2 separate regions of the Homo sapiens genome follow, and region 1 is linked to region 2. A link is a loop called in an ENCODE intact Hi-C map of the cell type or tissue named here. Cell type or tissue: mammary epithelial cell. All regions are shown on one strand.

Region 1 (2,500 bases), 1.5 Mb before region 2:
GACCATGTATGCAAAACACAGCTCTCTGGAGAACCTGTGAGGCTGCTGCCAGAGACATTCCAGTTTCCATCCAGTATCTGTTCTAGATGTGTACCAAATATTCTTGGAAGTCAACTCCTACTATTAATCTTACCTGGCATGTTGATAATTTTGGCAAAACCATCTGGCCTCTAAGAAGAAAGTTAATCATATTTATTAAATTATGAAGAATTTAATAGTTTCCATATGGAAACTACATGATAATCTAGAGTTAGAAATTATAGACTGAGACATTTTTCCCAGTACTTAGCCCCAAACAGTTTGAGTGTCCAGCAGAGTATCTGGACATAGCTGGTAGTAGGAAATTTACTTAATGAATGCACAAGAGACAAATAATAAGAGCCATGAAATAAGGGTAGAACAAAGGAACTGATGCCCTCTAGCAGTCTGGTTACCTTTCTTTTCAATGGCTTCCACGAGCTTGATAAGAAGAGGCGGGGCAATGTCAGGAGGGGCAAACTGCTCTGCAAGATCCGGGAGAGTCAAAGCTGCAAACAACAAAATCCCACCATTGTATTTAATTTGGATAGTTGAATGCATTAGACCACAATGAAGGACGTACAAAATAATTTAATTACATCAGGCCCGAGCAAGAAGAACCCCTGCTCTGGGCTTTTGCACTTTCCAGGCCAAAGTGATATGCCCACTGCTTCTCACCTAGGGTCTACTCAGAGTAATGCTCCAGGATTTCCTGCTAAATGGCCTCTTATGGCCTTTCCCCCAGGTCCACCCTCCCCAGGACAAACCCCCCTGTCTAGGTACACCCCTGGGCCCCAAAGGTGGGGGGAGTGGCAGGATGGATGGGAGTTTGGATGTGCAGGGAGAAGCCAGGGATGAACCAGGATCCAGCTCTCCCCATAATACCACACTCTAGGGCAGAACTCTCAGGAGCCCAAGAACCTGAATTCAGATCTCTCCTCCTGGTCATTAGGAAGAAATAACTGCCTAGAAAGGATGGGACAGATTTTATTGAACAGTTGACATGATTTATAACAAAAATACTTAGGCACAGGGTACTTGGGCCTCTTTTTGCATTCTTGCCCCAAGCCTCACAAATGCCAGGTATGGGCTGAGTCTCAGATCCAGAAGCCAATATGAATGATCACTGCCCACTTGATATCAAAATAAATTTCTGTATAACTTTGTCAAAGCCTTTGTTTATGTATTTTTTGGTCAATTAGTAGTTTTTAAAATGTGGTGTTTTCGTAAACTTTTTGCATGCGTTTTAACCATTTACAATGATACCAAAAAATCTAACTGGATGACACTCATAAATAACATTCTTCAACATTACATTGATAACCTTATTCTCAGTCCAAAAAAAATAAATAAGACCATTGTAAGCAAAAAAATTCTCAAATTATGCCAGAAGAGGGAGCTAAATATATTCATCTTAAATTTGTGAAACTGCAAAATAAAGGTAAATTAAAGTCATTATGAAAATATAAGTACAACCTGTTTATTAGCCTCATTGCTTGCAGTCTTTTCTAGGAATAATTTATATAATCTGAGAAAGACTAAATATTTGCAATTTTGTTTCTGTGAGATTTTACCAGTATAGCTCTTTATTAGAAGCCATATACTATGGTAAACAAATTTCCTTTTTCTTTTTTTTTTTTTTTTTTGAGACAGGGTCTCGCTCTGTCACCCAGGCTGGAGTGTAGTGGCGTGATCATGGCTCGCTGCAGCCTCAACTTCCTGAGTTCATGTGATCCTCCCCCCCCAGCCTCCTGAGTAGCTGCGACTACAGTGCACAGCATCACTCCCAGCTAATTTTTTGTATATTTTTAGTAGAGACGGGGTTTTGCCATATTGCCCAGGCTGGTCTCGAACTCATGGACTCAAGCAATCCACCCACCTCAATCTCTCAAAATGCTGGGATTACAGGTGTGAGCCACTGCACCTGGCCAACAAATTTTTAATTAAGCCTGTATTTCAAGTACTAAAAGTCAACATAGAACAAATTCACGTTATGAAAGTAATGTTATTAAATTTTGATCTCAGAGAAGTATGATTAAGTCATTTTGCAAAAACATTCTTTCAGATTTCAGTATGCAATGTGCAGTACATAGATGGATGCATGATCTTTCCACCTAATTCTATTAGCCATTGCAACTACCCAGGATAAAAAGAGAAGAGCTATATTATGAGGGAAAATCCTACAGTAGCACTATTAGAGCTTTCTGTGATGATGGAAATGTTCTACAGCTGTGCTCTCTGATAAAGCAATGACTAGCCACAGCGGTTATTGAGTAAAATGCAGCCATTCCCAGTGAAGAACTGAATTTTTTATTTTAACTGATTTAAATGGAAACAACCATAGGTGGCTAGTGCCCATAAAATTAGAGAGTATAGTCTTACTTGCCTGCACAAGGGCAAATTTTGTCAATGGCAGATGAAAGATTCCCGAGTCAGCTTTGTGTTAGAGATCCCACTCTAAAGCTATCCCTGAAGACAAGGC
Region 2 (2,500 bases):
AGGCAGGGAAAAGGCTGGTCTGGGACACATGCACCGCCTCCAGTAGAACACAGGTGCCTCCTGAGCTGCTCCAGATTTTGTTTAAATCACCTGAACACGATTCCACCAGAACACAGAAGGTAAGGCAGAGAAAATGTGTGTTTAAATATTCTGAGATAAATGTCTGGGCTACGGGATCAGGCACTACCAAATGCAGGGCAAAAGGATGCTGTGAACGCAAGTGATGTTTCTGAAGCACTCTCTTGTGCCCTGGCCCTGATCTGGCAATGGGAGAGGACACAGAGACACGACACTGGCTGGGCTTCAAGGAGTCCAAAGTTTCATGGGAGAACAGGTAGGTTAACAAAAAGTATAATTAGCCTAAAATTCGCACACAATACTACTTTTAAAAACAGAACATTCTTCTTGCTTGATTTGACCTCTGCATTATCTTTAAATATAAAGTATTCTGAACCAAAAAAAAACCTAATTTAGTTAATAGGGGCTATTTGACATGAATGTTAAACTGAGTTGTTTAGAAAACCAGAACAGAGCTTCGCAAGCCAGAGGGGCTGCCCAGCCTGCACAGGGCATGCCTACAAGAATGGGACCTGCCATTTAACACTTCACCTCCTTCATGAGACAGCAGCACTATCCACGAGTCCCCCTGAGCAGTCCTGTAAAAAACTACCTAACAACCTCAGGCTGCGGTGTAAAGCAATGCTCTTCCCACAAAATTCCGCTGGACTGAACACGACAGAATGATTAGATTCATGTCTCCCACTTGGCGAGCTGAAGACTGTGACACGGAAGCTGGGAAAAGAGTGCATTGGACATTCCACCTCAAGACTGTCTGCAGAGTTTCAAACACATGTAGTAATAGAAGAAAGGGCAAGGAAAAACATGTGCAGTGAAGACCAGGGTGGCACAGTAAACATTATCCTTGGAGTGAGTCAACTGTTCTTTTCCATCATAGCCTCAAGGCAGAGGGAGGTGGATGCTGCCATCTAGAGATATCCAGGAATATCGGCTTTGATATCAATGCAGCCAACACAAAAGCACTGATGGGAGTGGAAGTGGAAGACGGCACAGTCTTAGGGAAGCAGCTGCCTGAGGGACCCATTCTTTCTGGAACCAGGTCCTCATCCAGTTTAGGGAGAGGGCGAGGAGGAAATGCCCAACAGACAGGATGCCTTTAGCCCTACGGTTCCCATGAGTATGAGAATGCAAATTCCTCTATGCAGGGAAAGTGGGGCACAGAGAATTAGAGGAATGAGTGGGAAGAGATCAAATGTGGGAACAGTTAATGGATACACATAAAAATAGAAAGAATGAATAAGACCTACTATATGAAAGCACAACAGGGTGACTACAGTCCGTAATAATTTAATTGTACATTTTTTTTTTTTTTTGAGACGGAGTCTCGCTCTGTCGCCCAGGCCGGACTGCGGACTGCAGTGGCGCAATCTCAGCTCACTGCAAGCTCCGCTTCCCGGGTTCACGCCATTCTCCTGCCTCAGCCTCCCGAGTAGCTGGGACTAAAGGCGCCCGCCACCGCGCCCGGCTAATTTTTTGTATTTTTAGTAGAGACGGGGTTTCACCTTGTTAGCCAGGATGGTCTCGATCTCCTGACCTCATGATCCACCCGCCTCGGCCTCCCAAAGTGCTGGGATTACAGGCGTGAGCCACCGCACCCGGCCAATTGTACATTTTTAAGTAACTAAAAGAGTGTAATTGGATTTTTAACATGAAGGATAAATGCTTGAGGGGATGGATACTCTTTCTCCATGATGTGATTATTACACATTGCATGTCTGTATCAAAACATCTCATGTACCCATGACTATATGCACCTATTATGTACCCACAAAAATTAAAAGCTTTTTAAAAATTTAATGTAGATAAGAGTGATGTGAGACATGGTACCCAGGACAAAGGGTTAGTACCTGCTACCACATTGAAGCCCTCAGAGTTCCACTGCCAGATTATGAACCACAGGAAAGGAAAATGGGGTTAGAGAGAAAGCCAAAGGAAGAAATTAGAATCACACAGGCAAGAAAACCAAGGAGATATGAAATTGAGCCCAAGACTGGCATCTTGGGGAAAACAGGAGATGTAATAAAAAAGTACACATTTTCTATCACATGTTACTAGGATGCACAAAAAGAAAATGTATGCTTAAAGATGTTAAGAATGGTTGTATATTATGCATGATTTTTCTCCAGTTTAAGAACATTTTTAAAAATTGTCTAGGAATTTTTCAACTTATGATAGAAAATATTCAATAAAGAATGCAGAAGTTATCTAATCCTACATTTCCCAACTGATCAAGTGGGTCTATGATCCTGAGAGAGGAAGCTAAATTAAGTTCTACCTGATCAACAACATGATTTTATTTGCCCTGGTGTAGGATTCCCAGTCTTTCCCTCTTAATGAAGAGCTTTCAGCACAGACGGGGCACAGATGATGCCCATAATTTAGATGCAAGTGTGTGACATTCCACAGCCTGTGGGACAGGTTA

Evidence for each region. Hi-C counts contacts between places; a loop is a spot of excess contacts. Peaks named below come from ENCODE experiments on the same cell type or tissue, not always from the same donor. Only the 100,000 strongest peaks of a DNase experiment are listed, where the experiment ranks them.
Region 1: it touches region 2 in a loop (8-fold over the local background); 2 of 110 quality-filtered maps call a loop at or near these places.

The regions. Positions count from the first base shown.
Region 1 is chr5:68,271,417-68,273,916 of GRCh38, reverse strand. PIK3R1 (phosphoinositide-3-kinase regulatory subunit 1) reads right to left here. Exons shown (of 16, transcript NM_181523.3): 3 at 435-527. Among named protein-coding and RNA genes, the nearest start is that of PIK3R1, 57 kb to the right of the region's middle. In mammary epithelial cell, a CTCF peak has its summit at 1,426 (motif pointing right); no DNase peak of the experiment used is centred here; H3K27ac peaks cover 514 bases.
Region 2 is chr5:66,806,394-66,808,893 of GRCh38, reverse strand. All of the region lies in intron 3 of MAST4 (microtubule associated serine/threonine kinase family member 4), which reads right to left. Among named protein-coding and RNA genes, the nearest start is that of MAST4-AS1, 200 kb to the left of the region's middle. In mammary epithelial cell, a CTCF peak has its summit at 986 (motif pointing left); a DNase peak (open chromatin) is centred at 953.